Linked DNA regions of Mus musculus: regions 2 and 3 are each linked to region 1. Evidence: chromatin loops called from intact Hi-C (ENCODE). Cell type or tissue: heart. All regions are shown on one strand.

The links. Hi-C counts contacts between places; a loop is a spot of excess contacts. Peaks named below come from ENCODE experiments on the same cell type or tissue, not always from the same donor. Only the 100,000 strongest peaks of a DNase experiment are listed, where the experiment ranks them.
Region 2: it touches region 1 in a loop (4-fold over the local background); 24 of 42 quality-filtered maps call a loop at or near these places.
Region 3: a loop joins it to region 1, with 4 times the contacts of the local background. A loop is called at or near these places in 23 of 42 quality-filtered maps.

The regions. Positions count from the first base shown.
Region 1 is chr5:110,375,569-110,378,068 of GRCm38, forward strand. It overlaps Fbrsl1 (fibrosin-like 1), which reads right to left. Exons shown (of 19, transcript NM_001142642.1): 10 at 2,470-2,500; 11 at 1,789-1,839; 12 at 834-902; 13 at 685-714; 14 at 439-510. Among named protein-coding and RNA genes, the nearest start is that of Lrcol1, 32 kb to the left of the region's middle. In heart, a CTCF peak has its summit at 1,413 (motif pointing right); a DNase peak (open chromatin) is centred at 1,453; H3K27ac peaks cover 482 bases.
Region 2 is chr5:110,433,584-110,436,083 of GRCm38, forward strand. The region is part of intron 1 of Fbrsl1 (fibrosin-like 1); the gene reads right to left. Among named protein-coding and RNA genes, the nearest start is that of Fbrsl1, 14 kb to the right of the region's middle. In heart, a CTCF peak has its summit at 1,411 (motif pointing left); no DNase peak of the experiment used is centred here.
Region 3 is chr5:110,427,798-110,430,297 of GRCm38, forward strand. All of the region lies in intron 2 of Fbrsl1 (fibrosin-like 1), which reads right to left. Among named protein-coding and RNA genes, the nearest start is that of Fbrsl1, 19 kb to the right of the region's middle. In heart, a CTCF peak has its summit at 1,478 (motif pointing left); no DNase peak of the experiment used is centred here.

The sequences.
Region 1 (2,500 bases):
TTTCCTATAATGCCCCCAGGGATCACTCAGGAATCACCGTGGTCACCCCTGAGTTTTACCACTCCAGTCCTGGAAATTCACACTGCAAGTACCTTCCCACCTCTCCCGAGGCACGTGCACTCTCTCATGAGTCCCTCGCTGCTGACTTGACTAAGGTCTTTTAGAAGACTTTTACAACTATACACAGGTGCAGTGCATCATGGGTAACATCTGTACTGCAGACTGCCCTGACTTCCGGTGAAGACACTGTCCCTCTGCCAGTCAGACACTTGGGCACAGGCACTGTCTTCCCAACCCAGGCTCTTCCCGGGCAGTTCCACGAATGTTCCTCACTGTGACCTTGGAGCTGGCCAGAGCCTCTCATCACACACCCTAGAGTCCTCCCATACGGCCCCACCAGGGAGGCCCTGGCAGTGCACCCGCCTGGCCCGGCCTCACCTTCATCTTCTGCTGCTGGTGGTAGATCTGCCAGGCGATCTGCACGTGTACCGCACACCACTTCCCTGGTTTCTGTGGCAGGACCGGGATGTGCTCAGAGAGCCCAGCGCCTCTTCCCGGGCCTCATCTTCCCCAGATTCCTACCATCAGGACCACCCCAAGGCCACCCAGGAGAGAACCGGAGTCCTTCCCAGCCACAGCCCTGGGTGTGCTTCCAACTCCTCTTCCCAGCATGCACTCACTCACCCTGACTGCTGTCCGGTACGGATCGGACACCTGTGGTGAACAGGAGAGAACAGGTCATGTTTCGGCTCTATGGGAACACAGGCTCAGGGCTGGGAGAGACAGCACCTGAGTGTATGTGCCAACTTACATGGCTGACTGCTGACACCTACCCCAGGGGCTTTCTGCAGGAAAGTGTGAACTGCACTCGACCGGCCTGTTATTTCGATTGAGTTTGAAGTCTGAAGGTACAGGGAGAGAGAGCATGAGGGACCAATAGGCTGAGGAGGGAGGAAGCAAGCAGGAGGAGCCCCGAATTCTGCGACGGAATATGCTTTGGCATGCTGGTGGGACCCTGCACAGTTCCCCAGTTCCATCATAAGACCACCTCCCCTTCAGTCAAAAGGACTGGACAAGGCAGGAAGACTGGCTTATGACATCGCTGGGGAGAACGGACTGTCCCAGTCCGAGAGGCACCTACACACCAAGACAGTTCTTGGGGAAGGAACAAGCACAGTGCCTAGCCCTGAAGACTTGGGTTGCTGTTGCATGAACAAAGGGGGCTTAAGTGAAAGGTGGCCTCCATTCTCTGGTTGGAGGGAGAGGCCATGGAACCTCTCCTGCTCAGCTCCTGGCTCTTCCTGCTCCTTCCCTCCTGAGCAAGGTGATGGGTTTCACTGCCACATCAGTTGGCCAACTCCTGCACGGCTCAGTAGCAGGCTTTCTGACTGCAAAAAGGCCCTCAGCCAGCAGGGGTCGCTCACAATAAGGCCAGATGGCAACAAGAATGGGAGCTAGTCAGTAGCCCTGCCCCATGCCCTAAACCCACCCACCTGCCAGCCTCCTCCCTACCAGGAGCAGCTGCTCCTTGGGTTGAAAAGCACCCTAAATGGACCCAAAGGGGCCGGGGTGTGCAAGCAGGGTGGGCATCCCAGGGCCTGTGGGAGGGAAGGTCGGGAAGAGCTGCAAGAGAGAGACAGAGCTCTGGACTGTGGGTCCCACATGGTGGAGGACCCTTGAGCACTGCCTGGTTCCTCCCCCTCAGCATCCAGAAGGAGGCACGGACAAGTCTGTAGCTTCCTCACACCCCCAGTAGGCTGAAATCTGGGCCTGAGCACAGGGACTCACGTTGGAATGTCGGAAGTAGGGGCTGTCCAGCTTGGGTGAGAACTTGTCAAACTGCAAGGGAAGAAAGCGAAGGTCAGACTTCCTGTACAGGCCGAATGCCCTCCAGTGGACCAGAACCCACCCGTGGCTGGGTTGGGCAGTGACCAGGGCACATGGCCTGGTGTCACCTGGCTCCTTGAGCGCACTGGCCTCTGGCCCTGTGGGGCCTAGGCTCCTGGTTCAAAGAGGTTGGTGTTTACTCAGCTGAGGCTCTAGACAGGGGGGTGGGCATGAAGCCCTGGCTGGAGAAGTCAGGTAGGAGAGCCGTGAACACCCCAGGCGGTGACAAAGAGAGAAAAGTGGCTGAACGCAACAAGGTGGAAATGGACCAAGAGACACACAAGAGGTCTGCAATGGCCTGGTCCTAGTTTTGTCTAGGCTCTGAGACCTGATGTCAGTCAGGCCTAAGACTGAGCACTGCTGCAGCTAGCCCAGGCTCAGGCCCTGGCAGGGGAAGACCTGAGGGTGGGCTGGGGTTCGGGCCCACAGTCCAGCACCCAGCATGACGGCCAAGTGGGGCCTGCACACGCTGGCAGGAGGTATCAGGGCCGTGCATGAGAGTGAGCGTGCATCTGTGTGTACGACTCCCTGTCCCACCCACCCAGCCCGCCCTGCCAGCAGCCAGCACTCAGGCCTACGCACCGGCGAGGGTGCGGTGGGCGGCATAAGCGGC
Region 2 (2,500 bases), 58 kb after region 1:
ACCCAAAAGCAGTGCCAGTCAAGAGGTCTACAGAAAAACACAACTTCCCAGAAAATAGAAAGTCTGTATGTAGTCATGCCTCCTATTCCCAGAGATAGAAGAGTTGAGTCTCCTGGCTTGCCTTCCTGCCTTGGACAGGTCGGGCCTGAGTATAAGGACCTCCTGGCAGTATACACAAGTATTTGCAGGTCCTGACCTCATTGTCCCCTCACTGCAGTCACCTTCCCACAGGGTCCTGGACTGTCAAACTGTCCTGCTGCTAAAGGCTAAGATGTACAAAAAAAAAAAAAAGCAAAGATTTACAGACTTTGATGTTATAGGTGACATGGTGCTCTCCTTAGGGTGTATTAGACCCAAAGTGTAAACAAACTGAGGTCAACTTAACTGATACTAAGCAATAACAGTCTGATTAGGATGCCAGTCAGGAGGCAAGCCCTGACTTCCCAAAAACCAGGAAGGCAGAAGGGAAGAAATAGTCAGAGAGGGATGCTGACAGCCACGTGGCTGCAGAACTGGGCCCCTGCCTCAGGTTTAAATTGACTATCCTCCCTCTGCATCTATGGGCACTTTGCCTTTTTTTTTTTTTTTTTTTTTTTTTTTTGGTTTTTCGAGACAGAGTTTCTCTCTATAGCTCTGGCTGTCCTGGAACTCTGAAGACCAAGCTGGCCTCGAACTCAAAAATCCGCCTGACTCTGACTTCCAAGTGCTGGGATCATAGGAATGGGCCACCACTGCCTGGCTGGCACTTTTCTTTTTAAAAAGACAAAAGACTCCACTGGCCCCTCCAATTCAGCTGGTAAACTCTATGGTCTAAATCTCACACATGGGATTGTTTTATTGGCCATCTATCCCCTTTATCCTAGGGAAGGGCTGATGAGTGACAGCAGCCAAACCCTGTCCTAAGAGAAGAGACCTTCTAATTTTCCTTCATGAACATGTATGTACCCTAGCCAGAGGGAACAAAGATAACTCAAGAGGTACTAGAAGGGCTGTCACCAAACCTCAATTCTGAAACTCCGGGTTTAAACTCATCACCTGACATATTAGGAGAGCCCAGAAAGTGTAAGAGCTAAGCCTAGCAACGCATGCCCTTTAATCCCAACACTGGGAGGCAGAGGCAGGTGTATTTTTGTGAGTTTGAGACCAGCCTGATTTACAGAGTGAGTTCCAGGAAACACCATCTCAGAAAAACAAAAACAAAACAAAAAGAGCACCATCTGGCCTATCTTGGGTCATTCTGTCTGTCTGATCACAACACTGCCCAGGAGAAACTGTCTCCCTGACTTTGGAGCACCAGTGAGGGAAGGGATCCTCACTGGCCTGAGCTATACTCAGATCATTAAAGGGAAATAACACAAAATACAGGGCTGCCTTTAGCTGTTCTACAATCTACCTCCCCCTACTGGTTAAACACTAAAGCTCTGAGAGGTTGTGCAGCCACAAGCCAGAGCCTTAGGCATTCTGTGAGATACTCACTGGATGGATATAAAACCAGTACTGAATACCTTAAAGTCAACCTAAACATTAAAGGCTCAAAAAGACAGCCTGGTCTCAGTGCCCCTAGAGCCTTGTGCTGGGAAACCCTCCTCCAAACTCTGGGGAATGCAGCTCCTCCTTGAACTTCTGGCAGAAGCCAAAACCTGGGAGTCCACAGGGCCATCCTGCCAGGACCTGTAGCTATAAGCTGGAGCGCACAGCAGATCTGACTACCATATATATTCAATGTTAGCCACCAACACTTAATCCCAGACACAAGGCCCCACTTGTGGCAACAGCCTCACAACCATATGCCAGCCTTCAAGCCTGTTTCCCTCCTCAGAAAAAATATCAACACTGAGTGCCCATTCAATTTTCTCTTTTTCCTTTCTGGTTTTGAGACAGTAGTTCTCTGAGTAGCTCTGGTTGTCCTGAAACTCACTATGTAGACCAAACTGGCCTCAAAATCAAGAGATCTGCTTGCTTCTATCTGCATGTACCACTACTGCCCATCCCCCTCCCCTGTTCAGTTTTCTGATGGTGACTTAACGTGACTGTTCCCACCAAGTGTTACTATGCAACACCAACAAAATTTCTAATTGCACTGCAGTAAACCAACCACAATGAGACTTGCTCCTCCTTTGGGATCCAAGCTGCTTACCCGCACCATGGCCCTCCGAGGCTCAGCCCCACTCCTTTTAGCCAGGAAGGTACATGCTCACTCCTACTCCTGTGACCAACAAGCCCAAGACAAAAGCAGAGAGGCCTAGCCCAGGAACAGCCTATTTGAAACCTTGCTCCCAGCTTCCCAACTCACGTGACTATACTGACCACAGAAGGCTGATTCTGGAGCCCAGGAACCTTACATAGTAGATAGGCAACCACTGCTTCAGCATTCAAGGACCCCTTCTGACCAAATCAACTATTCAAAATTAAATTCCAGCAGCCCCAGCTGGGTAGTGGTGGTGGCACACACCTTTAATCCCAGCACTCAGAGAGACAGAGGCAAGCAGATCTCCGAGGC
Region 3 (2,500 bases), 52 kb after region 1:
GGCTCACGTGTTATTCCACCAAGAGTGCTGCTGAGTCCAGGTCCTACTCAAACCTATCTATACCTAGTTCTCTAAAAACTGCCCAGGAGATCCTGTAGTGGGGCTGAAAAACTAGCTCCTGTGGACTAGTTTTTCATCTAGTGACAACAGTGGGGACATCCACTTGTCACTTCCTCTTCAAGCCGAGGACCACTCTGCCACTTGTGCACTGGGAATCTGAGCCCATCTGGGAGGCTTGACAGGCAGGTAGAGATCGCAGGTCAGGCCATGCCACCTGCCATTCCCAGGGGCAGGGGCAGACACCTCCTTTCACCAAGACATGCTGCTCCAAGGCCCTGAGACATTATTCTGTTTCTGGTCGGACCTCACTTCCTTTGCCAAGGTTTGGTTGCTCCCTCTGTCATATGCCCTTCTTCTAAGATTGCTAGTTTGTGGCCCCTGCAGGGTTATCAGCTGGAATTTGCTGGGACTAGTTTCTGGATGAAGCCTGGTGAGCAGGTTGGCAAGACTGGTAACTTCATTTCACAGGCTGTGTTTCTAACATGAAGGGCAGGATGGACTAGCCTCTGCCTAGCTAGACAAACCTTTGCAGCCTTGCAAGGCAGGGTGGTGAGTCAGGTAAAACACACATGCATGCACTTGCAGGCTCATGCAAATGCCTTGGGGAGGTGAAGTTCAAGGCAGCTTGTGCTTGCATTCTTCCCTCCTAGGCTGCCCCAATTCATATTCTGACTCAGCCACAGCCACGGTAAAACCCAAGGATATTTCTACTTCCAGGCCCTACAAAAGGGGCTACTTAGACCCCCAGGGGACTTACAACTACTCACGGGGCTCATCTTCCTGTTACACTCAGTGGGAACCCGGTTGGCTTCTTCAGGCTCCCTTCTCCTTGGTTATGCTACCTCATTCACAGCTAAGGAAAGCTACACTGAACCTGGTGCAGAGGCCCTAGCAACAGTAAGTAGATGCTAATGGCCAATCAGATGATGGTACTGCTCCCAAGGTCCATTTCAAAAGGGTCTTCTAGACCCCACTCATGTCACCTCAACTAGGATGAGCCTACTGCCCCCTACAGCAGTCAGGGCCCAAGCTTCCCTCCAGGGCTGCTCCAGGCAACCTCACCTCAGGGCCCACATTCCCAGCTGCACATCCTAGCAGGCCCACATAGCCTTTGGTCAGACAGCTGAGTTAGCAACGTTAGAATCTGACAGATCCAGAGGAGCCTGGATCTCCAGCTATTCAGAATTACATAGACCACAACAGCAGTTCCCCAAGACAGGTTCCAGAACGTGGCCCATGTGTGTGACCCTGCCATCGGGACCCTGGTGATGCTGCCCTCCCCGTGCTGGGCGTATGTAAGTCTTTAATGGTGTAAATGCATATATTTGAATGCAAGCATACACGTGTCAGTGTCTGCCATGGTCTGAGAACAGCTCTCGGGAATCTGTTCTCTCCTGCCACCTTGTGGCATCTGGGGATGGGACCAGTGCACAAGCACCTCTCCCAGCTAAGCTATAGTACCCTCTGGCCCACTGAGTTCAAGTAGTCTTCCTTATCAAATGTCCACGATGCCAAGCCCCAGTTCCCAGTCGCAGAAACTCAGCTGGTCATGGCAACCTCAACCTTCTATGCTAACAACTGACCGGTCTTTCAACCCTGGATTAGGCTAAGAGGGCAGTAGAGGATGCTAAAAGGACTTTCTGGACCCGGGCAGGACTGAAGGACCTATGTGGGTGTAGAATTTCCCTAGCCCTTGTAGGTCCAGGGCAATTTAACTCAGGCCCTAGGATCCTTGGACCACCCCATGCAACCAACCCTTCTCAAAACACTGACATGGGAGGGTCTGGTTCAGAGGAACATGAATCCTGCCCTCAAGAGCTCCACCTAATTCAACATCCACCTCAACTCTACCGCCTACCTATGCCTGGGTCACGGCCAGGCCAGTGCCTTCCCAGACCCACAGGACCCTCTATCTAGCACTTAGTAAATGCAAAGTCAAATCTAGATACATAAAACCACTCAGTGGAGTAAGTCAGGGGATAATCACAGATTATCTACTTAAATAATAAGACACTAGTAATGTTATAAAAATGGCATGGCACTTTTTATTTTTACAATCAGAAAAATAAGTCCCAAATTCTCAGTTCAGAGGCTGTAGTTGAACAACAGAAAGGGGGTAAACAGTCAGGGTAAACAGGTACCAGGTAAGACTGGGGGCCCTGGCCCGCTCAGCCCAGAGAACCCCAGGTAGCCAGCACTGAAGTTCCAAGTCTAGTAGTGTCCTCTGCTCTGGTCACTTCCCCTTCAGGGGCTCAGTTTAGCCACTTGGACTCCAGTGCAGGGCTGCCCTGAGATGGGGCTGGGGCGGGGGTAAACAACCCCTGATCACAGGTAGTGTGGGCTGTGGGACAGGTGCAGGCCTAAAGATGTCTCTGTAGTAACAGGTGTCAAAATCAGGGCTGAACACTGTTATAATGGGAATAAAGAGTCCAGATAAGGG